Regions from separate parts of the Homo sapiens genome. Here region 1 is linked to region 2. The links are chromatin loops, found by intact Hi-C in ENCODE. Cell type or tissue: PC-3. All regions are shown on one strand. Links, peaks and the distances in the headings refer to the core of each region. The heading gives the core; the rest is flanking DNA. Region 1 overlaps ACP3 (acid phosphatase 3). Region 2 overlaps DNAJC13 (DnaJ heat shock protein family (Hsp40) member C13).

Region 1 (8,343 bases), core at 293-8,292, 190 kb after region 2:
GCAAGGGAAATAAAAGAGGAAACATGAGGAAAGTGGAGCAACTCCATTTCTTATTCATACATACACATCCCTACATCTACTATTAGACTACTGTCAACTCCTGTCTGGTATAAAGCATGTTGGGATTTTATTCAAATGCAGATCCTGATTCAACTCGTTTGGGAGTGGGGCCTGTGTTTCTAGCCAGGTGGTAGTTGATGCCGATGCTGAAAAGTAGACTGCACTTTGAGTTGTGAGGGACTAGGTGCCTGAATCCACCATAACTAGGTTGGGGGAAATAAATCAAGAGTCCCGCTTCCACCATTTGATGGGGCTTGCAACTGAGTCACACTGCTGGCACCTGGTGGGCCAGAAATGAGGCTGAGTGCTTATGTGGCTTCCAAGGCACCCTCTACATCTTTTGTTGTTAAGCACTTAAGATTGAGCTTCTTCCTGGGTTCTGCCCATAGACACAGTCTGTATCCCGCCTGGTAATTTTTTCCAACACTCCAGCTTCCATCTAAGACTCCTCTCTGGAGACTCTCCCTTCCTCAAGGCTGGATCTTGTTGCTCATGTGTTTAATGTGAAGTAAGGACTTGCACATTTCTATCAAGTCTGTCTCTGTGCCATGCAATCAGGATTTTTGTAATAGCAGATCTACAACAACCTCATGTCGTTAATGGCCACTGTCCTAAATTTTTTGCCCCAACCTACTTTATTCATCTCACATGAATTTGCTCCTGACCATCCTGGTTTCATACCTCATTCCCCTGGTTACAGCTTGCCTCACTCTTTATACCTGGTGTGCAGCCCTGCTTTTCTAGCTATAATTGATTCCTTTTCTGGTCAGTGATTTGAATTTTTTCCCTAGTTAAGTAGCCTCAGTGAACAACCTCCCAGTCTGGTCCAGCCCTAATATGCTTTGCCTCTATGCATTCTCTTGGGATTTTGATGGACTTGTCCTGATGCTGTGGTGAATAGTGTCTGTCAATGGCTGGAATCATGATGTGATTGTATTAATCTCAAAATGCCTTGAATATGTGTGTCAGCCTGACTTGGACCATCTCCTGTGGCTTGGACTTTCCTCATTACGTCAACCTGACATGATGAACTTTCTCTTCTTCTTTATCCCTAGTTTTAATACCTATGATAACCACATCTAAGTCTGACACCTCATTTGGTATCTTGGCCTGCCCATCCAGTTTCTCTCATAAGCCCCAACATCTGTCCTTGTCTTTGCTGGTCCTGACTTTTTTCTTCCATCCACTTATCCTGATTACAAGAATCCAGCATCCTCTTGCCTGGGTCTGCCTTCATATGACAGGGTGTCCTGTGCTACGAAGAGCCAGTTCTAACCAAGAAGAGGCATCACTGATAAATAAATCTCAACAGCTTTCAATGTCAATGAAAAATTTCAAGCTGTGTTATAAACTTGTCAATTGCAACATATTTTAACAGCACATAATTGGTCTGAAAAATATAACAATTAGCCTGAAAAATATATTTTATCGGCTTTCACAATGACTACCACTCAGGGTTTCAGGAAAACAGGCCACTTTTGTCATACCTCCCACTTGAAAAATTCATCATATAGGCCACAAGACACAATTGATTTTCATGTGGCTCAGACACAGATCCTTGATTTTTGATCTGGAGGGGATGGAAAGGATCATTTAGCTTTAGCTTTCATTTTCCAGATAGAAAACTAAGGGCTTGAGTGAGTAATAGTTATGATTATACTAACATATGACATTTATTGACAGTGTATTATGTACCAGGTACTGTTTGCTCTAAGCCATTTGAATACATACATTCATTTTAATACTCACTGTCTATGAAGTAGGTATCATTAATATCCCCATTTTGCAGAATGGAAGCTGGTGCAAGAGTGATTAAGTGAACTGTCTGAGATCACACAGTTGATTAGTGGAGGGAATGACTCAGACCTGGATCATTCAACCACAAATCCAATATGCTCCTCTCATTTTTTAATACTTACCCCCTTGGAGCCTAGATTTCTCTTTCTGCTTGTGAATTCCATAGAGGGACAGGAGGGACAATTCTGACAATTCTCTCAACTTAGTCATGGTGTCCTCAGTGGCCCAGGAGGGTAAAGTGAAATTGTGAACACTCTGTAGCAAAGAAAAAGGAAGAAAAATGTATGTGTATTTATATGACTGTCCTCTTTGTTGACTTATCCTTTTTCACCTCACAAGAACTAGTAGGGCCAGACTTTCTTGTCCTGCCATTTCTTTCTAAAAGAACTTCATATTGTGATAAGTAGTGGTATTGACTTTCAGAAGAAAAGCTTATATAAATGAATTTACCCATTCCTACCCAGTCCATAGCTTTTGGTTTAACTCTGGATCAGTGGGTGGCTCATATTTTGCAGAGTAAGGGTGCAGTAGGGAAATAATACCTCATTCCTTTATGAAAGGGTTAGAAATCTTTCTATGAACCTGACAGAGTTAAATGATATTTCCTTAAAAGCTGAATGGGCTGCCTGAGAGGCCAGTTAGGAAAGGCAATATATTTCTGGAGCCTTCAGTAATATATTCTCCCCTACCCCCATCAAGGTCTAGTTTGCTGACTTTTTTTTTCTTTTTTTTTTTTCAGAGACATTGTCTTGCTCTGTCACCAAGGCTGGAATGCAGTGGCCATCACAGCTCACTGTAACCTCAAACTCCAGGACTCAAGCAATCCTCCTACCTCAGCCTCCTGAGTAGTTGGGACTATAGGTGCATGCCACCACACGTGGCACTTTTTTTTTTTTTTTTTTTTGAGACAGAATCTTGCTCTGTCATCCAGCCTGGAGTGCAGTGGCACGATTTCAGCTCACTGCAACCTCCACTTCCTGGGTTCAAGCGATTCTCTTGCCTCAGCCTCCCGAGTAGCTGGGATTACAGGCATGCGCCACCACACCCGCCTAATTTTTGTATTTTTAGTAGAGATGAAATTTCGCCATGTTGGCCAGGCTGGTCTCGAACTCCTGAGCTCAGGCAATCCGCCCACCTTAGCCCAAAGTGCTGGGATTATAGGCATGAGCCACTACACCTGGCCACACGTGGCTAATTTTTAAAAGTGTTTTGTAGAGGTAGGGCCTCATTATGCTGCCCAGGCTCATCCTGAACTTCTAGCCTCAAATGATCCTCCCATCTCAGCCTCCCAGAAGTGCTGGGATTACAGGCAGGAGCCACCATACCTGGCTGTAGTTCACTGACTCTTGAGGAAAGCCTGCACCTTGCACACAGTGGATACTTGGTAAATATGCGTTAAATGAATGGTTAAGTACAAGCAGGGCAGGTGAGACCTTGTGCCAATATTTATTACCCGTTAGGAAGAGTTGATTAGGAGTCCCCCAGTTTCAAAGGCAGGATTAAGAGTGAGAGAAAGTGAGTTCGTGAAAGAGGAGACCAAAGTGGAGTGACCTACAGAGGAAATAAGTGAGAGAGATTTGGAAAAAATATCACATGACATGACCACATTTTGGAATAGCTCAGATCAAACTGTAGTAAGGAAGAAAAAAAAATTATGACTGGAACAAAAATGGGGGCTCTTGTTTTCACTGAAGAGTCTTTTACAATGCTAATGAATTTTCACTGAAATAGTTGCTGATGATTAAGTGAAAATACTGGGAAAGTAGCATGTGATTGGGTCAATTAACTTTAGGATGGATGGAGGCAAACTGTGTCATCTGTTATTAAGATAGAACTACGGAAGTAATTGCTGCCCCCCAGACTCTCACGATGACCTCAAAGTTAGAAGTCAATATGAATTAGGTGGGTGGTCAGAATCTTGCCCCATATTTAGTGAGCTAGTTGGGAAAACAGGAACAGAGAGTACTCCTTTTGGCCAGAAGGTGGAGCATGGTGAGTGAGAAACACCATGTAACCTTGAAAAGCAATCGTAATTTATCTGGCCACAAACGGTATTTCAAATGCATCGCAAAGCAAGAAAGAAGTTCTTTCTTGTTAAGCAAATATAAATAGCCTGGCTTATATTTTGCTTGTTTATTTCTACATTCGGAAATCAGGTAATTTTCCCCTCTTTCTTTATAACAACATTGTTTTTTCATTAAGACCAAGGACAGGAACCCAGCATTTTTGAGTGGCTGCAAAATAAATAAGCTCCTACTGAATCCAAGGGGGGAAAAAACTAAAGTGGAAACTCATAGAAGAAAAGCAATTTTGCTTGTAATTTTCTAAAGGGTGAAAACATAAATAATAATAGAGAGAAAAGAGAAGTCAGCATTTTCAAGTTAATATAAGGAAGTTGTGAATTACGTTTCAATGTCAAAAGAAGTATAAGTAATACATTCATAAAGAAGTGAAAGAAAAGATATTCATCTATTTCAAAATAAGCATAAATCATAAAATCAGATTGCAAGTTAACCTGTGATTTTTTTTTCTTTTACCTCACAATATAAAGGGTCGTAGACTTTACTCCAAATTCCAAAAAGGTCCTGGCCATGTAATCCTGAAAGTTTTCCCAAGGTAGCTATAAAATCCTGAAACACAAACAGAGAAAGAAAAATTCCTACACAGGTTTCTCAGCTTCAGCATTATTGATATTTTGGGCCAGACAATTGTTTGTTGTAGGGAGCTCTCCTGTGCATTATAGGATGTTTCACAGTATCCTGGCCTCTGCCCACTAGATGCCAGTAGCATTCCTAATCTCCCACTTGTATAACCCAGAATATCTCCCGACATTGCCAAATGTTCCTTGTGAGGCAAATGCGCCCCTGTTGAGAACCGCTGTTCTTCACAGAAAAATGCACCAGTAATATTGGTTACGATAATGTCATTCCAAAGAATTTTACAAACACGAATTGATTATTCCTTATTATTACATTTAAAATGTAGATAGATGCTGGCTGACTGCCACATGTTCCTGGTTCGTGCTGGAATTGGATTGAAGTGTACTGCCTCAGATTCTTTTTAGAAGTGGGTAAAGTATAACTCATGTGTAAATATGTCCCAGGTGAGAAAGGAAAGCATATTTCAGGCCAAAGCATCCTGGAACATGCAACACAAATAGGGCTTGGTCTTTGGCTATACATATAAAACTTGGATGGAATGCAAATCTTTCGCTAGGTTCTGTATGTTTCTTGGAATGTCGCAATAATGAGACCCAATGTTCAGCTATCTGACTGCTGAAATTGGCAGCCATTTCTGGGAAGCCTTTTTGGAAGATATTGTCTGTCTGATGGATGAAATTTCTAGGGAACTACAATTTGCCAATATTAACCTCAATAGATTTTCATAAAATAATAGAAATTATTGTTAAAGAGCTCCTACTGCCATCTTCTCAAACATAAAAGCTCCAGGGCCAGATGACTGTCATAGAGGAATTCTACCAAGCTTTTCAAGAGTAAATTATTCTAATGCTATTTTAACTGTTCTGGAGCATAGAAGATGAAAGAAAACTTTCAAAAACTTCTTATGAATTAAGTGTAACACTGATACTGACAAAGATTGCCCCCAAAATAAAACTATTAGTTCAATGCCACTTGTAAATATCAATGCAAAAGGTGTAAGTAAAATAACAGGAAGTAATTCAATGTCACATAAAAGGAAATGGGTTTGATTTGAGAAATATAAAGATTGTTCAACATTGGTAAATCTATGAATGTAATCAATCATTGTAATTAATCCAAGGAGAAAAATAATTTGATTGTATTAAAAAATGTTAAAACAATCATTCAGGAGATTAAACAACTAATATTGATTTAAAAAAATACACTCAAGAAAATAAGAAAGGTGGATATTTCCTTAATTTCATAAAAATATGTCTATTTTGGTTCAAAAGCCTGTATGCTTATTAGGAAAACTCCTCTAAAATCAGAAATAAGACAAGAATACCCGCTACCAACACTGCCCATAACATTATACTGTAAGTAGTGGCCAGTGCAAATAGGCAAAAGGAAGAAATCAGAGATACACATTTTTGAAAACTGGAGATACTGTAAACCTGAAACAAACTTAACAAAAAATGTAAAGACATATATGAAGAAAACCCTAAAATAATCTTTAAGATAAAACAAGTAGGAACATGTACCATATTCTTAGGAAGATTTGACAGTGAAAAGTTGCAAATTCTCCCTAAGTTAAATAAATTTAATATGATCCTAATGAAAATACTAAAAATTAAAAAATACTTTTGGAACTAGACAAGCTGACTCTGAAGTTCACAAAGAAAATTAAAACATAGCCATGGAAACTCAGAAAAAGCAATGAGGGATGACTAGCCCTTTAGATATTAAAGCATATTATAAAGTCTTAATAGTTAAAACCCAAGTTTTGGCTAATAAAAAATTAAACAGAATAAAAATTACATAAATAGACCCCACACCTATGGGAATTTTAATATATAATAGCTTCAATAAGTAGGAAAAAAATGAACTATTCAATAAACAATGATGGAGCAATTAGATAATCTTCCAGGAAAAAACTTAAACAGGATACCTTCTACCAGTATGAACTGTAAATGAATTCAATATATAAATGAGAAATGAAGCTAGAGTGGAATTAGAAGAAAGCATTGCAGACTTCCTTTATAACCTAGGAGTGGGGAAAGCTTTTCTAAACATGACTCAAAATATAGAAGCCATATAAGAATACATTGATACAGAACCTACATGGCAAGAACACGGTAAGCAGTTAATAGACAAACTTTTTTTTAAAAATGCCATTCATTATCTATGATATTGTGAAATATATATTTGGTCTTTTTTTTTTTTTTTTGAGACGGAATTTCGTTCTTGTTGCCCAGGCTGGAATGCAGTGGCGCCATCTCGGCTCACTGCAACCTCCGCCTCCTGGGTTCAAGTGATTCTCTTGCCTCAGCCTCCTGAGTAGCTGGGATTACAGGCGCCTGCCACCACGCCTGGCTAATTTTTTGTGTTTCTAGTAGAGACAGGGTTTCACTAAGTTGGCCAGGCTGGTCTCAAACTCCTGACCTCAGGTGATCACCCACCTTGGTCTCCCAAAGTGTTGGGATTACAAGCGTGAGCCACTGTGCCCGGCCTTCTATTTGGTGTTCATCTCCATTTTCTGCCATAGAATTCCTAAAATCCTTGGAGTCTCCAAAGTATGTCTTTTTGCATGCTAATGATTGATTGATGGCTGGCAGTCCCTGGCCAGCTTCAGGATGGGGGTTGGTCACCAGAAAGCCAAGGCCGGGATTAGAGCGTTGGGACTTTCAGCCCTACTTCAGAACCTCTGGGGAGGGGAGGGAGTTAAAATTTAAGTTGATAGCCAATAGCCTGTGGCTTAATCAATCATGCCTATGCAATGAAATCTCCATAAAAAGCCCAAAGGGAGAGGGTTCAGAGAGCCTTCAGAGAGCTGAACACTTAGAGGTTCCTGGAATGTGGTGGTCCTGAAGAAGGCAGGCAAGCTCCTTGACCTTTTCCTTATATCTTTTGTAATATCCTTTGTAATAACCAATAACTGTGTTTCCCTGAGTTCTGTGAGCTGCCCCTGCAAACTGATCGAACCCAAAGAGGAAGTTGTGGGAACCCCAACTTAAAGCCAGCCTGTCAGAAGTTTGGAGGTCTGGACTTTCATCTGTGTCTGAGGTGGCGGGTTGGGGGTGGCCAGTTTTGGGGCCTGAGCCCTCAACCTGTAGGATCTGATGCTATCTCCAAATAGATGGTGTCAAAACTGAATTGGAGGCCACCCAGCTGGTGTCTACTGCAGAACGGGCTGCCTTTTCTTGCAGAGAGATCCCCCATATTTGGTCACAGAAGTCTTCTGTCTGTGTTGATTGGTGTTTTCAAGTGAGAAAAATAGGAAAAAACACATTGAGTGTGTTTTTTTTCACACACAAAATATCACAGACAGAAATGTTAAAATACATAGAAAAAAGCTTCTAAAAACTTATAGCAAAAGGAAAATCAATCATCCAAAAGAAAAATAGTCAAGGGATATTGATATAAAAGGAAATATAAATGGCATTTAACTGATGAGAATACACGGACACATAGAGGGGAAGAAGACACACTGGGGCCTCTTGGAAGGTGAAGGGTGGGAGGAGGCAAAGGGTCAGGAAAAATAACCAATGAGTACTAGGCTTTATACCTGGGTGATGAAATAATCTGTACAACAAACCCCCATGACACATGTTTACCTATATAACAAACCTGCATTTGTACCCCTGAACTTAAAATAAAAGTTAAAAAAGAAATACAATATCAAAAAACAAACCAAAAAATGGTATTTAACTAGATGAAGATACCCAAACTCACTCATCACAAGAAGAAAAGTACTATAGCACGATGTTGTACAGTAGTTATAATAGTGAGCTTCCTTGTCTTATTCCTAATTTTAGAGGAGATGGATGCTTCTAGTGATATTATTTTC
Region 2 (8,343 bases), core at 100-8,099:
ATTGGACAGAAAGCACATACATCCAATTCCTCATAACCACTGGTTTTTATCTTATTGCAAGGGGAATGAATTTGATTTTTTTGGCCTTATAACACCCCTATTTAATTCTCATAACACCCCTTTGAGGAATGGGCTCAGAATGAACCTTATAGATAAGGAAACAAAGAAGTCTGCCTTCCTTGGTCACACTGCTACTGGCCAGTAAAAGGAGGGCCATGCCTTCCCAAAAACTCAAGGAGGCGGTGAAATTCCTAGTCAGAGTAGGTTGCAAGAAAGTTTATCTGCAACTTTTTTTTCACAGTGCTCTTCTCAAAATCCTAATAAAGCTTATTTACACGATATTCATCATATAATGAACAATTTAAGCATGAGAAGGATCACAGAAGTTCTAGACTGAAAGGGATTCTTGAGCTGAGCATCTGGTGATGATCCTCAGTGGACGGACGAGGGTCCGGCATGGTCTCTTGCCCATTTCCAGTGTTCTGCCTCTGCACTGCTCCTTAGATGGACTGTGGGTTACTAGAGTGTATCTCTGAGTTTTGCTACCTCTAAACAGCCCCTCTCCCAACAAACGCACCAAAGTGATCATTCCACACTGCTGTTTATTTTAAAATACAGATCTCATTCCTGAATCACTATTAGGTTTGATGTTAATGCGTCAGCTTGGCACTTAGGACACCGTCCAGCTGGCTCCTCCCTGGGTCTCAGGCTGGGTTCTCTCTGGACCCTTATCCCCCAGCCATACCAGACAACCCCCACCCCTCCAGGTGTCCTATATATACTTTCCTGTTACCCTGCTCAAGCTGTCTTTTATAACTCAGGACTGAGGCAAACGACTTCATGCTTAAATCTCAGATAAAGCCTCCACCCTCAAAGATCAAAACTCAGCTTTCCCCATCACAGACACTTGCCTGACATTGCTGTTGTCTTCATATTATGGCTCAGAATACAGACCTCAGTGTCACATAAGAGTTTTGATTTCTTACTCTGTTACTTACTAGTTGTGTGACTTTTAGTAAGCTGCTTTACTTATCTGAACCTCATGTTCTTCACCTGGAAGATGGGAATTATATCAGTACCAGGCCAACAGGTTTGCTCTGAGGATTAACTGGCCCACAGGTTCGTTCTGAGGATTAAATGAGATTATGCAATACTTAGCAGACAGTAAATATTCAATAAAGGTTAAGTATTGTTGGCATCTAAACATCAATGATCGTAGACTAATTTAACGGGCCTTTAACTATTGTATTCACAATACTTATATTCTTAGTATTTAAAAGAAAACATTGCTATGTTGATTTATGCTCTCCTAAATACCTAATCCCAATTTAGCTGTTATAATTTTTTAGTGAACACATTTTTATACCCAACTATTGTCTAGAAACTAAAACCCTAGTTACATATTAAAATACTTCCATTAACATATTACTCTATAATCTGTTAGAGATGATAAACTTGATGCAGAAGTTTGAATTAGTGATTTGGAATAGGAGTAAGTTTCCATTTTGGCTGTTCTTACACATCAACTGTGGAATAAACTTGGTTCTTGCTTTGAAAGGAAACTTGGAAGTGTGGGTATTTCCCCATTCTTTAAGAACTGTTTGTTTATATTCTCCATGTTTATATTTTCTTGTAGTTTGTGGTCACACTAGAAAATCTATGTGCTGAGATTTGTTACTTGAAAAATCTTCTGGCTATTTAATTTTCTCTTCTTAAAAATAGTAGAATTAATGTCACATATTATTAACAGCCTGACCCATTCCTGAATGTTGTATGAAAAATAAATGAGATGCTGTGTCTGGAAACTTAGATGTGGCTGAAATATTAAAGTTAGGAATGATTAGATTATGTTAATGCAGCCATCTATATGAAGAGTTACGAATGTAAGATAACGTCTGTTTAATACTACATCTGTCTTAGAAATAAAGATAGATATATGAGGTCTTCAAACGGAAAGATTAAACTAGAACAAATATATCTCATTAACAAAGCAGTCAATTCCCTTTATTTTTAAAATTTTATGTACACATATGAATGATCTGTATAATGTACATTCAATATAGAAAGCTTTATATATTTGATAGTGTATAGAACATTTCACAATTACACTCATCTTTTACATAACATCTTGACATCCATTTTTAAATTTTTTTGCACAAGCTCCTTTTCATTCAATTTGGTAAAGCCAGTTATACATACTAATGTGTACTGTGAGCTTTCAGAAGGTTAATGATTGAGGATGCCAGTGAAGGGTGCAGGGACAAAACCTAATAGTCTTGGATGGTGGGGGGAGGATGGCCACGCAGACTTGATGCAGGAGAGGGAAATATTCTTTCCTGGGGAAAAGTGACTTAGCCCAATTTTTGTTGACTGTAGCTCAACCCTACAGTCATGCTAGTTCAAAAAAAAAATTACAAAAACTAGGAAGAAAGTTTTGTCTTTTTGATTCACAGTTTTGTAAACAGATATAAAGGAACAAATGTGCTTACATACACCAAGAAAAAAAAAATTCTTGTGTACCCACTTATGTTGATCCACAGAGTGCTTTCTTATAATGTGATACAATTAGGATCACTGACTTTTTTTCCTAAAAATATATTTATAGAAAAAGGAATAACACTGTCATGAAACCAGGAGAAAGGCAGTAAGAGTTTGCTTCAACGTATCAGCTGGAGGAATGTGGACTTGGCACTGGCCTTTCAGCGTTTATTGTCTCTCGTGAATATTTCAAGTCTGATAGCCAAGGTCGCCTGCCTCATGGTCTACAGGAGGTGGCAGGTTAGACATGACTGATGTAGATGTACCTGCGGTAAGGTAGCCAGCAACTCCAGGTCCTGCAAGAGAGAAAGGTAAACACACACCTCTAGAAAGCAGTCAAGTGAAAACATTGACCTTTATAAAAATGTCAGAACCTGCTCAGGCACTCCATCACACAAAACTAATCATCTATTTCAATTACCTAAATTACATCTATACCTTAATAAACAGCTACATAGTACTATTTTCATGTTTGCCTACACTATAGACTAGAAATCATTTCAAAATGTATGCTGGACAGTAACACTGGTGTGGAAATATGGATAAAATTTTCTTTCTTACATTTGGGAAATTCAATCTTTCAAAAAATTCCGAGCACTGAAAAGAACTATGTCGAATGGAAAAAATGGAAACAGACAGACAAAAGAAACTCTACACTCAGCTCATCCAAAAGTCATATGTGACAAAATTCAACATAAACACTTCTGTCAACACTCAAACTAACCTATTTTCATTTGGTGCAAAGAAATGCTATTATAACAAGTAACACCAAACGAACAAGGGTTGCTAAACCAAGGACTCTGAAAAAGAAAAGGCTCTGGACATCCATCTGTCATAGGTTAAAACAAGAATGCTATGTGAAAGGGTACTGATATTTTAGTCTTATATTTCTCCCTTGATTCTAACAGTTTCTATTGCATGAAAATGCCATATATGCCAGCATTTATCGAGATGTGTCCTATGGGCATATTAATGGCTTTAGCCCTCTAGAGTTTATTTTAAACATTGCATAAACATTTAATTACATCTCAGAAGCACTGCACAAACTAACAAGTACTTGCAAGGGACACTGTAGCATAATACTGCATACTGAGCAATAGTTTTAGCTGAAATTGTAGGAAACAAGGCAAACAACTAAGGAACATTGAGGGTTAGGACTAGAAAGGCAGTGGGAGCGGCATGCATTTAGCAAAACATTTCTCTACCTGCTTCAGAGAGCTACACAGAAGTTAGCAAGCTGCCTGGCAGAGCGGATCTAAAGCCCGCTCCTGAGGTGAAGGGGGCTGCTGCCAGTTAGAAGGGAAGGAGAGACACCTGAGGGGAAAAAAGAAATATAAGCAGCAAGGGAAGTTGTGAGGAAGTGCAAACAGCAGAGTAGTTTGATGAAGGTAGAAACAGGGATTGGTGGAGGACAAAAAGGCCACCATTCAGATTCATCTTGTTTTTGACCTTAAAAGTATTGGTACTATGGATGTGAAATGGCTTGTATAGATACATAGGCAGAGATGACTCAGCCTGTGTGAGCTGTAACTGAAGCCAACCAGAGTGCCCAGGTACTTGGAACGCTGTACTTATAAAAACCTTGTACTTGTAGAACTTACAAAAAATATTTCTCCTTTTTAAGGTACTGTGGGAGCCTGCATCTATCAACTCCTGCCTTGAGCCAATCAGGATGCCAGGCCTTTCACAGTCTGCTCAGGAAAAAGGCCACCAGGTCAACAAACCCTTCTGACAACGCAGTTCAGAGCTACAGCAGCACCCTGTGATCATTTCCCACCACCCTCATATTCTCTGAACTTTAGGCTGCAGCATGATTACTGCAAAACCATCCAGTAGGTGTCATCAAAGATGTAACCCTTAACAGTAAGACCTCAAACACTCCAGACTGTGTAGTTTCTGAGCAATTCTGATTGTGGGCTCAACTTGGTTCCCATCAAAATAGTAGGTTACAAGACCAAACCATGAATGCTGCATCTAGAAAGTGGATTAATGACGCAGTTCTCAAACTGTGTGCTGAGGCACCCTGGGGCATTGCTGGATATTTATTTATTCCCTTTGCCCCTCTGTGTGTGTGTGTATTTAACAGATGGGGGTCTCACTATGTTGCCTTGAACTCCTGGGCTCAAGCAACTCCCCTATCCAGGCCTTGAACTCCTAGGCTCAAGTGATCTTCCCACCCCAGCCTACTGAGTAGCGGATTCGGCCTGTCCATGTGGACTACAGTTGCCTGCCACATCATCCAGCTAACTGCTGGGTATTTTAAATTTGAAACACAGCGCCATCTGCTGACCACCATACAAACAACTACTTTCAAGTTGTCTTGCAATTACTTCATAAACTAAATTATTAGGTATTTCTTTTGGCTTGGGGACGGATGAAAAAATTACTGAGCTATTAAGGGCACTGTGAACTGAGAAAATGTGGGAACCTCTGAGCTAAAATCTAAATGGTGAAATGATGGGCTTAGAAGGAAGAAACCAAATTTTAGTACCATCATTTGCCTCTTTAGGAAAGGCAAATCAAAATCAATTCCCGGATAGTTCTACAAATGAAATCCGAGATGCTCTCCCCAGGACCCTGGCCTCTCCTTGAGGATGTGTCTGGTTTCTTGGGGCTAAAAGGTGCTGCCTGGTCATTTGCACAGAATAGGGCAGTTGTGTTCTTCAGAGAAAGATGGGAAGAGCAGGGGCTGCCAGGAATGGGCATGTGGCAAGATTGCACAAGGCTGCTGGACTTCAGAGAAATGAGAAAAGATGGAAAATTTACAGAGAATCCCACAAAACTGAATTGGCTACCACGATGAAATGTATATGTGAAAAGTTCATCTCCAATTCTGGCTCCTAGAAGCATCTTCACCCTGGCCTCTGTTCCTTTTCCTGTTGTTCCTTCTTTTGCTACTGATTTTCTAGGTTAGGTAATTTGAGGATTTTCACTGCTGAAATTATTTTTTATGAGGCTCTGAGACCATCAGCACCAAGCTGTTCTAGAACCTAATAAATGGCTAAGTGATCAAGGGCCCTGGATAATGAGTAACCACAATTTATCTGCATCACAGGAAAAATTCCACTGAGGCACCTTTAAATAAGCATTTATCATAAAACAAAATATGCCAGGCTAGAGAACCTATGGAAATAGGCAGTCTCATTTAAATTTATCAAGATTGAGTAATCCTACCTAGGACTTTAAAATTTTTACCCCAAATCTTGGGCATGTGACTGAATGACATTTACTCAGCAGCCAGAGAGAAGAAAACGTAGTTTTGGTCATTTTTATCTTACTTTGAAGTAGTAATTAACTCCTTTGTCTTTCCCCATGTCCTAAACAAAATCCACCTAACCTGCCAAACTCACCTAAAGATATCAGTTAGAAGAAAGGGTTGGTGATGTGTGTTGTCACAGCAACCTTGATTTCAATGATTACAGAGGGGCTGGGTACAATCTGTATCTTCTGAAGTTTGGGAGTAGCACGGGGCACATTTTAACTAAATGAAATTCCAATTCAACACAACACTATAAATTCCTGGAGTTCCACATCATGGGATTTTATCATTATTAGAACTACATGCCCCTTTTATCAAACACATGATACACAATACATCAATGAAAAGCTCAAACACAAAAAACATTTGGCAACTCAAGCAATGAGCACACATCAATCCAACTGGCAGTAAATTTACCTAATTTATCTCTTAATTTGCCTACATCATCTGTAGTTAGAGGATGTAGGGCTGACATCTTATATACTACAATTTCAGGCAGACAGCAAGAGTTAGAAGCTTTAATTCTTGAAATAGTTCTTTCATTTTTAATGTAACTTAATTTTTTTTGAGACAAGGTCTTGCTCTATTGCCCAGGCTGGAGTGTGGTGGTGAGAGCTCAGCTCACCTGTGACCTCCACCTCCTAGGCTCAAGAGAGCCTCCCGAGTAGGTGGGACTACAGGCATGCACCAACATGCCTGGCTAAATTTTTGTATTTTTTTATAGAGACGGGGTCTTGCCGTGTTGCCCACGCTGGTCTGGAACTCCTGGACTCAAGCAGTCCGCCCACCTTGGCCTCCAAAATTGCTGGGATTACAGACATGAGCCATTGCACCTGGCAAGTTGGTCCTTTCAAATAGGACAGACTAGAGCTGATGAAAAAATTTCCAGCAACTGACATCGCTAAAAAAGAGCATCCCAGATTGATAACATGCTCAGAATTTCACAATTCTGGGGTCAACAATGCTTACAGCTTATCCAGACTGTTCTACATGGACACGTCTGCAGGCTTCAGTAATGGCCTTCTGGAAGACTCATTATCTCCATGCCCCTTCCTGGTTGGGTTTTATACCATCTCCCCATTTGGCCAGACCTGTACAGAACTTGCTGTCCCTTAAGCCGGCTCAGGGATGGGAAGAAATTTGTATACCCCAACTTTTCTTTTTCCCTAACCTTCTTCTAACCCCTTCACAGCCACTTTTCATATCTCATTCAGAAGCCACCGCATGGATCCAAGTAAAAGGAAAGGCACAGACAAGAAGCTTTTTACTGCCTATACCTTTTCCCTATAGTTACTAAAGCATGTGGATGGGGGTGAGGACCAAATGAAGTCCAGGTTTCTGAAGATAAACCCCTATTTCTTCTGGATTCTAACCACAGACCTTTTGGTTCACACTCTGTAAGTCAAGGACATATGTTTTTTATTTCATCAAGTTAAGTCAAAGAATGATAGATAAGACTGAACAGAAGAATTAGAAGAGGCTTTCCTGTAGAGAAGCTTATAATATACACATTACTATTCTTCAGGGCCAATTTACTCTTAGTTAAGAAAAATAAGGCTGACCAGGTGCAGTGGCTCACACCTGTAATCCCAGGACTTTGGGAGTACCAGGCGGGTGGATCATTTGAGGCGGGTGGATCATTTGAGGTCAGGAGTCCGAGACCAGCCTGGCCAACACAGCAAAACCCCGTCTCTACTAAAAATACAAAAATTAGCTGGGAATGGTGGTGCACACCTGTAATCTCAGCTACTTGTGAGGCTAAGGCAGGAGAATCGTTTGAACCCGGGAGGCAAAGGTTGCGGTGAGCTGAGCTCATGCTGTAGTACTCCAGCCTGGGCAACAGACCAAGACTCTGTCTCAAAAAAAAAAAAAAAAAAAAGAGGGCGGGCATGCTGGCTCACGCCTGTAATCCCAATGCTTTGGGAAGCCGAAGTGGGCAGATCACCTGAAGTCAGGAGTTTGAGACCAGCCTCTACTAAAAATACAAAAATTAGCTGGGCATGGTGGTACATGCCTATCATCCCAAGTACTTGGGAAGCTGAGGCAGGAGAATGGCTTGAACCTGGGAGGCAGAGGTTGCAGTGAGCCAAGATTGCACCATTGCACTCCAGCCTGGGTGACAGAGCCAGACTCCGTCGCAAAAAAAAAAAAAAAAGCCAGGTGTGGTGTCTCACGCCTGTAATCCCAGCACTTTGGGAGGCCGAGGTGGGTGGATCACCTGAGGTCAGGAGTTTGAGACCAGCATAGCTAACATGGCAAAATTCCGTCTCTACTAAAATAATAATAATAATAATAATAATTACAAAAATTAGCTGGGTGTGGTGGTGCAAGCCTATAATGCCAGCTACTTGGGAAGCTGAGGCAGGAGAATCACTTGAATCCAGGGAGCAGAGGTTGCAGTGAGCTGAGGTCGCACCACTGCACTCCAGCCTGGGTGAGAGAGCAAGACTGTCTCAAAAAAATAAATAATAAAATAAAAATAAGGCAGATTTTTTTTTCAATCATACCATCCTTATACAAAAAGTAATGAATGTAATGCCATGAAA

What was found. Peaks named below come from ENCODE experiments on the same cell type or tissue, not always from the same donor. Only the 100,000 strongest peaks of a DNase experiment are listed, where the experiment ranks them.
Region 1: a loop joins it to region 2, with 2.9 times the contacts of the local background. A loop is called at or near these places in 9 of 110 quality-filtered maps.

Annotation. Positions count from the first base shown.
Region 1 is chr3:132,338,696-132,347,038 of GRCh38, reverse strand. It overlaps ACP3 (acid phosphatase 3), which reads right to left. Exons shown (of 10, transcript NM_001099.5): 6 at 4,395-4,487; 7 at 1,980-2,112. Among named protein-coding and RNA genes, the nearest start is that of ACP3, 25 kb to the right of the region's middle. In PC-3, for the core only: CTCF peaks have their summits at 3,816 (motif pointing right) and 4,619 (motif pointing right); a DNase peak (open chromatin) is centred at 2,078; H3K27ac peaks cover 942 bases.
Region 2 is chr3:132,532,667-132,541,009 of GRCh38, reverse strand. It overlaps DNAJC13 (DnaJ heat shock protein family (Hsp40) member C13), which reads right to left. Exons shown (of 56, transcript NM_015268.4): 56 at 1,978-2,834. The coding sequence ends at 2,728. Among named protein-coding and RNA genes, the nearest start is that of ACKR4, 60 kb to the left of the region's middle. In PC-3, for the core only: CTCF peaks have their summits at 3,531 and 4,811 (motif pointing left); a DNase peak (open chromatin) is centred at 4,799.